Regions from separate parts of the Homo sapiens genome. Here region 2 is linked to region 1. Evidence: read pairs that join two places in POLR2A ChIA-PET (ENCODE). Cell type or tissue: A673. All regions are shown on one strand. Links, peaks and the distances in the headings refer to the core of each region. The heading gives the core; the rest is flanking DNA. Region 1 overlaps STRIP1 (striatin interacting protein 1). Region 2 holds the start of PROK1 (prokineticin 1).

Region 1 (8,330 bases), core at 313-8,312:
AGATGCTGACTCTCAAAATCTCCTGCAGCAACAGTGCCGCCTGCAGCAGTGCTGTGAGGAAGCCTGCCATCTCCCTGGCTGACAGCACAGACCTCAGGTGAGGCGAGCAGCAAGCCTGGGCTCCTGAGCGTTAGTCAGAGATGAGATCAGAGCAGGGTGTGGGAGGCTGTCTGTGGGTGTCATTGCTGTGTGTGCTTCTGTACACATCATCTGCATGTGTGATGGGCTCAGTGTGAATGATTAGTAGGAACTGCTGAGGGCTCGTCCTAGGTGGGACTCTGGGTTGAGACTCCCAAAGGCAATCCAGGGTCAAGTGACTTACTAGAGCCACAGCTAAGTGTGGCCTCCTACTCACACTGTTACTCAGGACCTGGTCGTGGGGTATTTTGTATTTGGATGAAACACTTGATGGTGTTCCCTGGACTCCCACCTTCTTGTGTACACAGCTTGATGCTCATCTTCATTGGGTTAGACCTGACAGCTTCCTAATGTTTCATGGCTGCCCAGGAGCTCACAGCAACTGCTGACCACCAAGATCACCCCTCAGTTTTTGAGGGTTGAAATCTGGCTCTTTTTATGAATTTGGAAGTTTTTAGACTAGGTGGTTGTAGTGTTGCCTCCCGGGTGTTAGGATCCCTGGGCGTCACCTCTCAGCTCCTGCTTTCCATTTCCTCATCATAAACCCTGTTTTTGTTCTCACTGTGACCCTGTTCTGCTTTGACCCTACAGCTCGCTACCACCTCTGTGGTTTTTTTCTTTTCAGGAAGCTTAGGGTGGTAAATGCTTTTGGCCATTCTTGTTCATACTCATTTATTCAGATACCATTTATTAATAGTAAGCCCCTGCTTTGTGTAAGCACTTTGTTAGACACTAGGGTGCTCCTTTGACCCCCCCATCCCACTCCATTGTGAGCTGGCTCTTGTCCTCAGGGTCCTGCTCAACATCATGTACCTGATAGTGGAGACCGTTCATCAGGAGTGTGAGGGTGACAAGGCTGAGTGGAGGACCATGCGGCAGACCTTCAGAGCCGAGCTGGGTAGGACCCTGGGGATCCTCTCTAGAGGCCCTGCCTGGAAGCTGAGGCGGAAGGCTTTGGGAGGGTCCTGATACCTTTGTGTCACCTCCAGGCTCCCCGCTGTACAACAATGAGCCATTTGCCATCATGCTGTTTGGGATGGTGACCAAATTTTGCAGTGGTCACGCCCCTCACTTTCCCATGAAGAAAGTTCTCTTGCTGCTCTGGAAGACAGTATTGGTGAGCACCTCCTTGGAGGAGGAGAACGGTGCTATGGGATGGGCAGTAGGGAGACTGTTCCTTGAATATCCTTTTGAATATTGAATTATGTGACTGTAAAACTGCTTTGGTAAAAAAAATTATTTAAAAAGCTGCTAAAAGGAGATGACAAAAGAAGGGCCACTATTGTCCCATTGCAGCCAACGAGGACATAGGCCTTGAGTCAGAGTAGGCTGTTGGCTCTCTGACCCCGGAAGCTGTTTTCTGTCATAGAACAGCTCTCCCCCAGACAAGTTGCCTCTCAGCAAGCAGCTCTGGACCTGGAGTTTGTAAAGGGATTTGAGGCAAAGTTACAGCTGATGTAATTGGGGCCCTGGTTGGATATCACTTAAAGGGGCAAGAGTGAGCCCTGAGCCAGCCTCCATTTTCTTCAGGGTATGGTGTCAGCCCGACTCTGTGTCTAGGTAGGGAGGGACTGGGTGCCAGAGTGGGCCGTCCAGCACACTGGGCTTGGAGCGTTGTTAGCAGCCAGGCCATGCCAGGAGGCCTTCCCAGGAGGAGTGACATGGGGAGGCGGTGGAGGTGAGTTGGGCCTCTGCTACACTGGGGCTCATCCTTCCTTTCAGAATGGGTCAACTCTGGAGCCAGGGCTCAGTAAGTATAGGATTTCTTAAAAGTCATTGACACATTTTATCTTGGCCACACATTCTGTTCTTCATAAAGCCTTGCTAAGGCTAGAGAGGAAAGCTGAATTGCTCAGAAACAGTAAAACTAAGCAGTCTAAAGCTGGATGTTGCTGGCGTTTCTGCTTCTTGGGAGATGTTTAGATGAAGCTTTTTTTCTTCTTCTAAAGTTGAGCAACCAACAGTATTTCTAATTTGACTTTGAAAGACTTGCATGTACAACTTGTGAAACATGAGTCTCACCAACTTTTCTAGGAACTTGCAGGGTTAGGCTCTTTGCTTCTTTTTAAATTGAAGAGTATGTCATAGGTGCAGAGTTAGTGTATCTGCACTAGGGTCAGTCAGCCTGCATCTCCACTCTTTCCTTGTTCCTTTTTCTCCTTTCCCTTGCGGATGTCACGGAATTCTCCTTGGGAGTGGCTTCAGTCCATTGTTCAGGAGTTGCCTGGGTCTCTATAAAGACATGGGTCATGATGTCATGAATGTTTCTGAGCCTGACACAATGGTCAGGGGCCAGCCTGTGGACACATTGACCCTGGCTCTGCTTCCCTGTCTGTGATGCAGTGCACGCTAGGCGGCTTTGAGGAGCTGCAGAGCATGAAGGCTGAGAAGCGCAGCATCCTGGGCCTCCCCCCGCTTCCTGAGGACAGCATCAAAGTGATTCGCAACATGAGAGCAGCCTCTCCACCAGCATCTGCTTCAGACTTGATTGAGCAGCAGCAGAAACGGGGCCGCCGAGAGCACAAGGTGAGGACGACAGAGGTCCCTGTGACTCCTGAGGGCCCTCAAGGTGCATGCTTGCAGCAGCACAGTCCTTGGAGGAGCAGGGCTGCTGGAAATGATCTCTGATCAGCCAGTCAGAATCATGCCTCCACAGCGAGGATACTTTGTCCCCAGCTCTGGTCCAGTGTATGGTGAGTGCTCAGCACGTGGTGCTTTTGAGGGACTGGAGCAAGAAGTAGTTGATGGTTTGGCCCCCGTCTTGACTCCCACTGTGGTTTTTCCACTGTTCTTGCCTCTACTGGACACCTGTATGTGCTGTGTCTCCTCTGGCTGCACTTCCCTGGTCTGCGTCCTCAGTTGGCTCTTGTCTCATCTCCCTTCCCTGGTTTCAGGCTCTGATAAAGCAGGACAACCTAGATGCCTTCAACGAGCGGGATCCCTACAAGGCTGATGACTCTCGAGAAGAGGAAGAGGAGAATGATGATGACAACAGTCTGGAGGGGGAGACGTTTCCCCTGGAACGGGATGAAGTGATGCCTCCCCCGCTACAGCACCCACAGACTGACAGGCTGACTTGCCCCAAAGGGCTCCCGTGGGCTCCCAAGGTCAGGTGAGTCTCAGACCTCCAGAGCACTCATAGTTCCTGAGGCAGAGCCCTCACACCCTCAGGCCTGCCACCTGGCCTGTGTCACCATGTGTGGTCCTCTGCAGGGCAGGCTGACCGTGGCTCTGGGATGAGGCTCTCTTAAAGCACCCTGTGCTGTCCTGAGGGTCTCAGGGAGGCCGGCCTTGCTGGTCTCACACAACATGGCCCTCATGTGGCTACTGAGGCAGTAATTGGAGTTAGCTCTTGGTTAGATGTGCTAGTGAAGGGGGATAGGAAACAAATAAAAACAAAAGCATTTAAGCAAACATGTCTCCACCCATCCTGGGGTTGTGTATGGTTTTTAACAAAAATGATAGATTAAGGAAGAGTTTCTTTAGAGCCATAATGAAAATGTTTGAGATATATGTGGGTAAATCGATGGATGGGACGGTACCTGGAGATATATAAATGGTGTCTGTTTGATAGGCAGCAGCTTAAGAAATAGATGAACATGTGAGAGGATATAGAAGTCGCTTTCTTGATCCAGGTAAAGCCTCAGTTTTCAGTGATCTGTGAAGGGAATGCAAAACAGATCATCAGAAAATGCAAGGTATGCTGATTGTTTGGGATAGGAAAAGTGAGCTATATGAAAAATCAGTAGCCTATAGCTTTAATTGTTTAAAAGTTTTAATATTTAAGAAAGTCTGTTGACAAACTTGTTCATACTATCTGAATAAAGCATGTTTTTAAGTTTGATATATCCCTTTAATTTTATGAATAAACTAGTTAACATGTATTTCCAGGTTACTGATCCAGCAAAATTATAAGAAACATTAAAATTCTCTGAAAATTTCAGTTTTTTCCCTTTTTTCAAAGAGAAAAACAATTATAGGAGACTTCTCCTGGCTTCACAGTTTCTGGATGCTGTGTTTTTGTTAACTGTAACACTTTGAAATAGCATTTGCTAAAAACCTTTTTTCTTTCTCTCTTTTTTGGTGATGTGGCAGAGAGAAAGACATTGAGATGTTCCTTGAGTCCAGCCGCAGCAAATTTATAGGTTACACTCTAGGCAGGTGAGTAAAAGCCGAGTTCATTTTGCTGTTAGCTCTCCCGGCCTTTGGTGTTTGGGATCCCAGGTGATTTGATGTCGAGGCTCAACACAGGGCCTTCTTTATTCTCCAGTGACACGAACACAGTGGTGGGGCTGCCCAGGCCAATCCACGAAAGCATCAAGACTCTGAAACAGGTGAGTGGCTTTGGGTGAGCTTTTGGCTTGTTTGGTCCTAAGTGAGTAGAGTGAAACCAGCCTGTAGGGAGAAGCCTTTTAAGACTGTTGTCTGCCTGCAAGAACCTGGGGTAGAGGCCGGGGTGGACTTTGCAATAACCTTGCAAACAGTCTTTCGTAAGTTTTGCTTGTTTTATTATAAGTTTTACTTGTTTTAGCTGAGCTTTTGTTTGGGACTGACTGGGAAGTCTTTAAAGATTATATTACCTGACCACCGGGCACCAAGGCATGCACCTGTAGTCCCAGCTACTCAAGAGGTTGATGCAGGAGGATTGTTTGAGCACAGGAGATCAAGGCTACAGTGAGCTATGATCATGGTCCTGCACTCTAGCCTGGGCCACAGAGTGAGACCCGGATTCTTTAAAAAAAAAAAAAAAAAAAAAAAGGATTATATTACTTGACAGTTGTTGAAATTCTAAAGAGCTCAATAAATAGCCCTCCTTTTCCTTGCCCACGTTCTCAGGCGGTTGAAATAGAGGAGTAGGCAGATGGAGATTGTAATGCCAACTTTATAGCTCATAGAGCCATGGAGAATGAGGCTTAAGAACACAGCAGTAGTGTCCTAATACGTTGTTCCAGAATTAGGCAGAGTTACCTACCAGTCCCAGGCAGTGTGGGGAGGCTCTGCCAAGCTTGGTGGCGGGGAGGAGAAGAGAGCAGACTCTCAGCAGGCAGACAGGTTCTAAAGAGAAAAGAGAAGGGTGAGGACAAGTCCGCCCTGTGTCCCCTCCCATACTCTCCGATCAGAGAAGGGAGGAGTGAGTGTGTGGACGGGGCAGAGAGAGATGAGGGGTGTTTCGCAAACCCCTGTCCCTCCACACGGGAGAGAACATTAAGAGTGGGGAAGAGGCATCTCCCCTAACAGCTATCTGGAGTGAAACTGTTTTTATGTTTTTGAAATATATTTTTGGAATTTGTAGTACTAAGTGGTCTCTCTGCAGCTAGGCTTTTTGAGTACTTGATTTTGCTTTCAGTTTTTCTCCTGTTGCTGTAGCTATCTGAAAGGCCATTTCCCTCCTTTAATTTACTTTTTTCTTATCTACCATGGGCTTCTTACTGTAGTTGCAAGAGGAAGGGGCCCTTTTAGAAAAATATTTTGGGGCCAGGCATGGTGGCTCACGCCTATAATCCCAGCACTTTGAGAGGCCAAGGTGGGTGGATCACCTAAGGTCAGGAGTTCAAGACCAGCCTCACCAACATGGCAAAATCCCATCTCTACTAAAAATACAAAAATTAGCCAGGTGTGGTGGTGCACACCTGTAGTCCCAGCTACTTGGGAGGCTGGAGCAGGAAAATTGCTTGAACCTGGGAGGCGGAGGTGGCAGTGAGCCAAGATCATGCCACTGCACTCCAGTCTGGGCAACAGAGGAAGACTTCATCTCAAAAAAATAAAAATAAAAAATATCTGGGGTTTGGGATTTTAGCTAGGGATTTTTGTGGTGACTTAATCCTCTTTCAGAAGACTGTGTTTGAAGACAAATGTGTGGGGATTTTGCTAGAGTGCAGGGAGTTTGGCCAGAGAATGTTTTCCCCAGCCCTTCTTTTCCCATCTCTCCCACCAGCACAAGTACACGTCGATTGCAGAGGTCCAGGCACAGATGGAGGAGGAATACCTCCGCTCCCCTCTCTCAGGGGTAAGTTGGAGGTCCTCAGTCCGGGCGCGGTGGCTCACGCCTGTAATCCCAGCACTTTGGGAGGCCGAGGAGGGCAGATCATGAGGTCAGGAGATTGAGACCATCCTGGCTAACATGGTGAAACCCCGTCTCTACTAAAAAAAAAAAAATTAGCCAGCCGTGGTGGCGGGCGCCTGTAGTCCCAGCTATTCAGGAGGCTGAGGCAGAAGAATGACGTGAACCCGGGAGGCGGAGCTTGTAGTGAGCCGAGATAGCGCCACTGCACTCCAGCCTGGGCGACAGAGCGAGACCATCTCAAAAAAAAAAGTTAGAGGTCCTCTTCAGCCCCCGGGATCCCCAGCTCTTCCCAGGCATTGTGCTGGGATTAGACCACAAGGTTGCCCCAGGCCCTGCCCTCAAAGAGCTCCCAGTCCACCTCCCAGTGCACAGGCTGAGACACGTCTAGTGCAGGGTTAAGAATACAGACTGAGTCAGGAACCTGCCTCTGATGCCTGGGTCCACCACTTTATGGATGGCAACTTAGGCAAGTTACTGGGTCTCTCTATGCTTTATTTCCTTGTCTGTGAAATAGGAATAATAATACCTTTATAGGGTTATAATAATAAGGATGAACTGAGTTATTACAAGTAAAATGCTTGGCACATTGTTTGTGTTCAGGGTTTGCTGTTATCATCATTAACATCATTATGTACATCACTGTTTACAGGTTTTCCTCCAGCCAGCTAGGAAGCTGGCTCAGGAGATTGTATTCTGGGCTGGGGTTTTATGCTTGTACTCATTATGTTAAAAGGGAGAAGAAGAAGTTGAGCAAGTCCCTGCAGAAACCCTCTACCAAGGCTTGCTCCCCAGCCTGCCTCAGTATATGGTGAGTGGTGCCTGCAGTGGGACACTCCCACTACACTGGCCTTAGAGCAGGCCCTGCCGTCCTCCTGCCACCTGCAGACCAACAGGAGGACTGCTCAGAGCTTAATTTTGACCCTGGGCTCTCAGACCTGTGTCTGAATGGTCTACTCTTCCCAGATTGCCCTCCTGAAGATCCTGTTGGCTGCAGCACCCACCTCAAAAGCCAAAACAGACTCAATCAACATCCTAGCGGACGTCTTGCCTGAGGAGATGCCGTGAGTATCATTCTGTGAATGAAGCAGGTGGGGCAGAAGATAGATGGAGAAGGGCAAACATTTTCCTCTTGTCAGGTTGGTTGTTGTTGGCCCAGCTCTACAGGTTAAATGTAGGTATTTTTGACCCAAAAAAAGGAAACTACGAGATTAAAGAGTTTCACTGGTTGGGGAGATGGCTTGGTCCTGTTGGCCTGGATTCTAGTGTAGACTCTACCACTGAGCAAACTCCTGAGTGAATTGGGGAAAGTCATTTCCTCCTCTGTAAAATGAATGGGGCCACCCTGGACATTTCCCCAAAGCCCCACTCTCCAGCTGTGATTGAGACACCCAGGATGAGGAGGGTTAGTTTGTAGACAGCTTGCCAGCAACAGCTGAACCTGTGCCAGGTATAGAGACATCCCTTTTCGCCAGTGATTGGGCACGCAGAATGCTGGCAAATGTCTCAGGGCGATAGAGTGAGATTCTTCAGAGCTCTTCTGCCCTGTGCCCTGTACTTGTCTTTCATGTGAGAGTCCAGATTGAGATCATGTTCTACTTTGAGAAGGACCTGGACCTTGACCTGATCTTCTGCCTGCCTGGGCCACCAGCCCTGAGCCCAGCTCCTGGGTGGCTGTGGCCCCGGAGTATGGCAGTGATGGCCGGCTGAGGGAGGAGGCAGGGGTTGGCTAACACCAGAGGGAGGATCACAGAACACTAGGCCATCATGTGATGGTCCTTGGAAAAAAGGTTCTAGAGTCAAATACTGTATATTTGATTCATGGATTTCTCTTATAAGGAGGAATTCCTCTTACAAAGATGTACAATGAGAAGTCCTGAATTAAGAAACCAATGTAACTCAGTGCTTCCTAAATTTATCTTACTCCAAAACCCTTTTTTTCCATGACATGAAACTTGCCAATATCCTGGTATTCCACAGAACACATTTGGAGAACTCAGGTTAATATGGCAGCAGAAGCTTAGGGGAGATCTTGGAAAGGAGAAGAAGTTCATTTTTGGAGGAAAGGCAGAGAAACAGACTGAGAATGTATTTGAGGGCATCATGGGGAAGAAATAAATTGTGCGAGGCT
Region 2 (8,275 bases), core at 276-8,275, 410 kb after region 1:
GCCTCCCAGGTTCAAGTGATTCTCTTGCCTCAGCCTCCCGAGTAGCTGGGATTACAGGCGTGAGCCACCACAGCTGGCTAATTTTTATATTTTTACTAGAGATGGGGTTTCACCATGTTGACCAGGCTGGTCTCGAACTCCTGACCTCAAGTGATCCGCCTGCCTCTACCTTCTAAGTGCTGGGATTACAAGCATGAGCCACTGCGCCTGGCCTTCCTTTTTAACAGTGCTCAACACAACTGGCCATTTTATTACAAATCTGTTTATTTGTCTATTACCCGTCTCCTTGACTATAGTCAAAATTACATGAGGACAGGGTTTTGTTTTGTTCACTGCTATATTCCCAGTGCCAAGAACAGTGTCTTCTATACAGTAGGCTCTCAATAAATATAGTCAATGAATAAATAAATAGATGAATACTCGCAAAATCGTATGATGTAAATGCTATTCTTATCCCATGTTATAGATAGGAAAACTGAGGCTTGGAGAGATTAGCAATATTTTCAAGGTCATGAAGCCATCGATCTGAATCAAAGCATCTGCCTCTGGGGGCTTAGCTCCCAGCTCCCGTGCTAGTTAACCTTCCTCTCTGCACTCATAAATGCCTATCAGCGTTTCAATGTGGAAACCCTAGACCCCTGTGACATTTGATAAGAAAGGTTTTGTGGATGAATCTGCTTGTGAAATACTACAAACTGCATTTCCCACTTGGTGTTTCAAACACTTATTAGCATATGAAAGGCCCTGAAAAGTTCTGCAAAAAACAAGCCGGTTTGTGTTTCCCAAATTTTTGACTGTAGAAGTCTTTTATTTGTTTATTTGTGTATTAACATATTGCAACACATACCTTGGGAAATGTTGGCTTTTATTACTGTGGAGAGAAGGCAGATCATCTGACAAAGCACTGGGAGCTCTCTCTGGGTCGTATGACACAGAGAGGGCTGGGGTCAGGGGCTTCCCTCACAGGCGGAGGGGCCATCCCGAAAGTCAACTTCCCACCAGACTGGCATCTGAGACCACCGTGTTTATACACTCACGGATAAGGCCACTCTCATGCTCACCCCTAAAACTGGAAGGCCAGTGGTGTGGCTCTGGTACCTTTCAGCCACAGCCCATACCAGCTCGGCTCTGCAGGGTACTGAGAGAGTGTGTGCCCTGTATGTTTGCTGGCTTTCTGCCCTTGGGTCATTGTACCAAGGGACACTTGCTGGTGTTCATCCTGAGCCCATGAGAGAGCAAATCCTTATGTGTGTGTCACTTAGGAACATCAGCCCCACAAGTCTGGTCTTTTTTTCCTCACTGTCTTATGGCTCCTCACTATAATTTTAACCTTTTAGAGAAATAAGGATACCACCTCACCCTCTTCTGTCTTCTCAGCTACCTCTGTGTTGAGCCCATGGTAAATGCCTAGATAAGTCTTGGTGTGAGTGAGAGGGAACCAATAATCTTGTATGTTGCATAGTTTGGTGCAGGGAAGCATAAATGGTGATGTTGCAAATCCCTTAATTCATTACCAGAGGCTTTCCTCTGCCCCAAGTAGGATAGAAGGATACCCAGAGGCAGAAAAGAACATTGAGTGAAATATACATAACTGTCTGAATCACTGCGTTCTTGGGAGAGTTAGAGCAACCGTCAAAGCCCCCCAAGTATCCATTTTTATTGGTTTTGATGTTGATTTGATGTTGTTAGAGATTCAGGTCTCATCTTCGCTTCTGAGATCATCTGAGTAACATCGGTGTTGGAGAAGGGAAGAGCAGAGATGAGGCATCCACAGGCAGCCCTGGATCCTGAGTGTAAACATCTGGGAGGAGGCGGGGGATGCAGGAGAGCCTGGCCTCCCCAGCTTGCCAGGCACAAGGCTGAGCGGGAGGAAGCGAGAGGCATCTAAGCAGGCAGTGTTTTGCCTTCACCCCAAGTGACCATGAGAGGTGCCACGCGAGTCTCAATCATGCTCCTCCTAGTAACTGTGTCTGACTGTGCTGTGATCACAGGGGTAAGTCGCCTAACATTCTCTGTGCCTTGGGTTTTGGGAAGATGTCAGGGTCTGCACGGGTTGTGAGCCCAGGAACCATGCAGGAGGCTCTGTTGGCTCAACACAGTGTGAACCAAAGGGAATGGGGAATTATGCATTAAAGGGATTGCATGCGATTTTCAGACTAGTTAGACCTCACTCTACTAAATGGGATCTGCTTTTGAGAAGCTGTGTATGAATCAAATCCTGTTTTCAATGTGTTAGCAGAGCATTGAACATTTTGAAGTTCAGTCCTTTGGTAAAGTGAAGATTCCTATTAAGTAATAAGGAATTCCTTTATAAAGTGGATTGGCAAACCTTAACTTATCTTTTGTGTGAATTTTAATTTTTATTTATGGTCTGATTCACATATTAATATTAATATTAATTTACATAGCATGTTGACTTAATTAAAGGCAGTAAGCTTAATTAAAGGTGGTAAGCTTATAAACTTCTATTGTATAAACTTAACCTCCGCTTAGAAAGGATATCTTTGAAACTCTTTCACTCTGTGCCTGCCTAGTTAGTTCTGAGAGGAATATGGGTGCCACTAACATTCAGCTGAGTGTACCCCAAAGCAAGCATCCAGATAACAAGTAGATATCCAGTCTCGAAGCAGAGAAGCAAAGGTTCAGCATATGGGCACTGTACAATTGGTTCAAAATATTCAGATCATGGTTTTCTCTCGGAAGTTTGCTTTTACCTCAAACCACCTTCAAATAGGGGCACATGATGTGTTATGGTAGCAGGACCATTCTTACTGAAGCAGAAAGCAATGCTGTACCTGAGAGCTTTCCATATAAAATCCACTGGAAGAAAAAGGTCGGGGAAGCAGGGAAACTAACTTTTAGTTCAGCCTCCACCAGCTTTTTACATGGATAGTGGAAATGTAGAGAAATGCCAAACAATTCCTGGAATTGGGTTAATTTTACCATTCACAGAAAGGACAAATTCTTTCTTTTCTCTTTTAAAGGAAAAACACTGAGTTCAAAAGAACAAATATTAAAGGCGAGTCAAATGCTTTTGAGATCCAAAGCAAAAATAAAAATAATTGTGAAGGCAGAATTATACCTAATGAAGTGTTTACACTGTAGGCTGCCCTTCTATGGGGTAGCTTGAAAATCTGGGAGGGCAAGAACAATGGAGAGAAGCCCCGGCTGCTGCGCGGTGAGGGCAGGAGCAGCGTGGTTGGCCTGGATGCCAGGCTTGCCTCACCACCCGTGCCAGCTCCAGCACTGGCCCAGAGTGACAGCAGGGCAGGCAGATCTGAGAGCGGCAGGCAAACATTTTCACGGTGAAAAGCACAATAGAGAGCACTTTTCCCTAGGTGAGGGAAACCCAGGAAAGACAGGTGAGTGGTGAGAACAGGGCAGTAAGGGGAAGTCAGGAACCCCCAGGCTCCCCACATCCTCCATGTCCTGCTGGTGTCCCACTTCTGATTTTCAGCAGGAGCCCAGGCTCCACCACCTCTACACTCCCCTGCTCCCTGGACTGTAACTGTCCCCACATCCAAGGCTTTATGATCCTTCTTCCAAGAGTGGGACAGTGATGCCCCACCTCTATGGGAGAAGAAGAGTCGACTGGGGTTTCCTTTACCCCAACCCCAAGCTTTTGTGGCCTGGCTGGGTGTGAGACGTGCCCTTGCTGGGCTGGAGACAGGCACAGCTGGGTGCCCACCACCCGTAACTCCTCTGCATGATCTGTGGAGCTGACATCCACTCTTTCCCTCTTGGGTCTGAGCAAGTAGGAGGCTTCCAGGTCCTGCCACGTCCCACACAGCAGCCTGAAGGTGCCCATAGGCTTTTATTGGAGAAGAGTGATCCAAAACCCAGCTTTGCATTTCAGCTCAGAAAAGCCACATAGCATCTCTGAGAATGGCAAGTGTGGATGCTTCTTCAGCAGGTCCCCACCTGAGTCTGGAGCAGTTAAGAGTTCTGTCTTCCCCGGCTCTGGCTTTTATTTAACGTGGGCTCATGTTAAATGTGAGCTTATTTAATGTGGCCTTCTTTACAAATGGTACCTTCCCCAAACCAGGCAGGGCCGCTCAGCTCCTGTTCTGCGATCCTCTCTGGGAATCATGGAAGTCAGTAGAGAAACCCTGGGAGAGGCACCTGTTCACTGGGGTGCTGGCCCCTCTGCTGAGGCTGGGCCACTTGAGGGCCAGGATGGGGGTGCCTCCATGCAGAGGGGAGGGACTGACCACAGTGCAGAGTCAGGGCTGGAGACTCCTGGTCCAAGGCAGCTCAGTACTGACCACCAAGGAATTTGGGCCATCAGGGTCCCTCCCACCTCTGAGAATTCTAATTAATTCAATTCCACCAGCATCCACTGAGCATCTACTTAGCCCTAGAAAAGCTATGCCTTCTAACCTCCAGCCTTGTCAGAAAAGGAGGACTGTCTTCCTTCTGAGTGGCCTCCAGGAGCTTGGAAGTTTCCTCAGATCCAGATCCAATGCCCCCCTGAGCCCTGAGCCTCCCCACGAGGGGAGCAAGGCAATAAAGTGTGGCCCAGGGTGTTCTGTTAGGCTAAGGCCGGGGGTGATACTCTCAGCCTCTTCTTGCTCCATCCTGATAAGGGCTTTTTGGATCTACCCTTCCCTTCTGCTTTCTCTTGGGTGCACTAATGAACTGTTCCCTTCTCTCTCCCTCCTACAGGCCTGTGAGCGGGATGTCCAGTGTGGGGCAGGCACCTGCTGTGCCATCAGCCTGTGGCTTCGAGGGCTGCGGATGTGCACCCCGCTGGGGCGGGAAGGCGAGGAGTGCCACCCCGGCAGCCACAAGGTACTCTGCAGACACTGCATAGGTGCACATATGTGGGTGGGCCATGCGGGGAGCAGAGGGTGATGTCCTGGGGCCTTGCTCTAGCTAGGAAGGCTAGAGAGGCTGGCTCCAGAGAGGCAGTCTAGGGAGGCTGTGGCTCCAGAGGACTTCACCCTCCTCTGATAGCTGATCCAGCCCTGATCCAGCCCCTGAATGTCCAAGGGGAAGCAGAAGGCTATGGGGTTGCTGTGCCCCTGCCATCAACAGGCATCCACCTTACTTAGTGCCCTGCAGATGACACATTTGTACATTTATTTGTACAGGGCCTGACATAATTCATCTACAAACTTCTAGCACAGGTTGGAGAACCACTGATCTTTATTTGATCCTCACTGCAACCCTGGGCAATGCTGAGGAAACTGACATACAGCAAAGTCATGTGACTTGCTCAAGGCACACAACCAATGAGACAGAGCTGGGACTGGAACTGCAGTTTTCCGATGCCACCTCTAGTCATACCTCACTGATGTTGGGCACTGCCTCCTTGTTTTTGGGGGGCAGCCTCAGGTGGAGGGGTGCCACTGATCTTATAGGCTGTTAAACAAGCTGGGCATTCCCAGCCCCTAATTTGCTGTGTGGACTTGGGCAAACTACCTCACCTGCTCTCAGGCCACACTTATATGATGAGTGGAGCAAACTCACTACCTCTAATGTCCCTTATGGATCTGATGAATTCAGATTTGGGAAGGATCTCACATGCCCTTTGCTCTGTAAGAACTTCCCTTCAGGGACACAAAAGTAGACCCACAAAATCGCCTTCCACACCTGGTCAGGCCTACAGTGAGGCAAGTGAGGTGCCCACTTTAAGAAGTCACTCTCTCTTGTGGCCTAAGTACATAGCTCCTGCCTTGCTCCCACTCCTTGACCTCCAGCTCCCAGTCCAGAGTCCTCTGGAGCCACAGCATCCCTGCTGCTCTCCCTCTCTGGAGCCACTTTACCACACTTTACCAGTTAACCAGTGAAGCTCCCAATTCCCACAGCTTTTTCATTAAAATGCAAATGGTGGTGGTTCAATCTAGTCTGACATTGACATATTAGAAGGCAATTAGGGCATTTCCACAGGCTCTCAGGTGACTTGCTTTCCTCCCTGGGCCTTGCCCCTCTCCCTACATGTACCCCTCTGTCTGAATTAGACATTCCTGAACACAGGCTTTCAGGCTTACCAGCTGTCTTCCACCTGGACTCAGGCATGTTTCCTGCTCTTCGGGGACTTGCCTGCACCCCGGCTCGGTGCTCATCTCTAGGCACGGAGCGTCCTCCAGCGGTTTCTCTCCCAATCACAGCCCCTGTCCAACCTCCTGTCCCAGGACGAAGAGGGGCTAGGGAGTGGTGAACGAGTCAGGACAATGTGGCAGTCCTTGTAACCTTGGGGAATGTGAGGTGGTTCAGCTCCAGATCCATATTCCCAATACAGACAACAGTGATAAAAAAACTAATGCTGAGTGCTTCCTGTATGCCACCCTTCATACTGGGTGCTTTTTGTTATTTTAACCTCTTTATAACCACATGTGGTAGGTGCTATTATTAAACCATTTTACAAATGATAAAGCTGAGGCACAGAGAGGCCAAATGATTTGCTGATTATCACACAGCTGGGAAGCGGTAGACCTGGGATTTGAACCCAGGCAGTCTGACAATGGGCCCATGCTCCTAACTTCTCCCTGAGGATACCCCATTGGTTTAGCACTCCTCTAGGGTGTGAGTCAGGGCAGAGATGGTGGCTGTCCTATTCACGGCTGCACTTGCAGCACCCACCATGGTTTTGAGCCCATAATGGATGAGCAACAAACATTCAATCAATGGACATGTGTGTGCGTGTGTGTGTGTGTGTGCAGGCACATGTGTGCTGAGTCTCCAGAGCCAGGTAGCCTGGGTGCAAATCCTAGCTCCTCCACAAATTAGCTGTGTGATCTTGGCGTATTGCTTAGCCACACCGTACCTCGGTTTCCTCATCTCTAATTGCTATTATTGTTGTGCTAGGTGCAGTGGAGAAGTGGGCTAGGGTGTGGGGGTGAGACTTTTGCCAGTGCTGGGCTGAGCAGAGACTGCTGCCAGGAGGCCCACCTACCTCCCTTTGGTGAAGGTGTTGATTTCTTCTCTCCTTAGGTCCCCTTCTTCAGGAAACGCAAGCACCACACCTGTCCTTGCTTGCCCAACCTGCTGTGCTCCAGGTTCCCGGACGGCAGGTACCGCTGCTCCATGGACTTGAAGAACATCAATTTTTAGGCGCTTGCCTGGTCTCAGGATACCCACCATCCTTTTCCTGAGCACAGCCTGGATTTTTATTTCTGCCATGAAACCCAGCTCCCATGACTCTCCCAGTCCCTACACTGACTACCCTGATCTCTCTTGTCTAGTACGCACATATGCACACAGGCAGACATACCTCCCATCATGACATGGTCCCCAGGCTGGCCTGAGGATGTCACAGCTTGAGGCTGTGGTGTGAAAGGTGGCCAGCCTGGTTCTCTTCCCTGCTCAGGCTGCCAGAGAGGTGGTAAATGGCAGAAAGGACATTCCCCCTCCCCTCCCCAGGTGACCTGCTCTCTTTCCTGGGCCCTGCCCCTCTCCCCACATGTATCCCTCGGTCTGAATTAGACATTCCTGGGCACAGGCTCTTGGGTGCATTGCTCAGAGTCCCAGGTCCTGGCCTGACCCTCAGGCCCTTCACGTGAGGTCTGTGAGGACCAATTTGTGGGTAGTTCATCTTCCCTCGATTGGTTAACTCCTTAGTTTCAGACCACAGACTCAAGATTGGCTCTTCCCAGAGGGCAGCAGACAGTCACCCCAAGGCAGGTGTAGGGAGCCCAGGGAGGCCAATCAGCCCCCTGAAGACTCTGGTCCCAGTCAGCCTGTGGCTTGTGGCCTGTGACCTGTGACCTTCTGCCAGAATTGTCATGCCTCTGAGGCCCCCTCTTACCACACTTTACCAGTTAACCACTGAAGCCCCCAATTCCCACAGCTTTTCCATTAAAATGCAAATGGTGGTGGTTCAATCTAATCTGATATTGACATATTAGAAGGCAATTAGGGTGTTTCCTTAAACAACTCCTTTCCAAGGATCAGCCCTGAGAGCAGGTTGGTGACTTTGAGGAGGGCAGTCCTCTGTCCAGATTGGGGTGGGAGCAAGGGACAGGGAGCAGGGCAGGGGCTGAAAGGGGCACTGATTCAGACCAGGGAGGCAACTACACACCAACCTGCTGGCTTTAGAATAAAAGCACCAACTGAACTGAGATGTGTGGTGTGGTATTCCTGCTGTCGGTTTCAGCCAGGGCCTATGCCTCTGTGGCAACCTGGGGAGGAAGGCAAGGACCAGGTTGTGTCCAGGTTGGGGAGGGGTGTGACTGGTGTTCCTCCCTTCCCCAACCCGGCCAGGGTCTCTTTTTCGGAGAGAGTGGATTTCAGGGTCTTTTTGAAGAAAGGATAAGAGGCAGCCTCGTGGGCT

The links. Peaks named below come from ENCODE experiments on the same cell type or tissue, not always from the same donor. Only the 100,000 strongest peaks of a DNase experiment are listed, where the experiment ranks them.
Region 2: POLR2A ChIA-PET joins it to region 1 with 16 read pairs; 2 of 35 experiments call an interaction of 5 or more read pairs at or near these places.

Annotation. Positions count from the first base shown.
Region 1 is chr1:110,040,607-110,048,936 of GRCh38, forward strand. STRIP1 (striatin interacting protein 1) reads left to right here. Exons shown (of 21, transcript NM_033088.4): 6 at 29-97; 7 at 930-1,036; 8 at 1,128-1,255; 9 at 2,482-2,664; 10 at 3,033-3,250; 11 at 4,234-4,299; 12 at 4,409-4,472; 13 at 6,074-6,145; 14 at 6,936-7,010; 15 at 7,166-7,263. Among named protein-coding and RNA genes, the nearest start is that of STRIP1, 10 kb to the left of the region's middle. In A673, for the core only: no CTCF peak of the experiment used is centred there; no DNase peak of the experiment used is centred there.
Region 2 is chr1:110,449,296-110,457,570 of GRCh38, forward strand. It overlaps PROK1 (prokineticin 1), which reads left to right and starts at 1,854. Exons shown (of 3, transcript NM_032414.3): 1 at 1,854-1,993; 2 at 4,666-4,791; 3 at 6,937-8,063. The coding sequence starts at 1,922. The coding sequence ends at 7,056. In A673, for the core only: no CTCF peak of the experiment used is centred there; no DNase peak of the experiment used is centred there; H3K27me3 peaks cover 4,469 bases.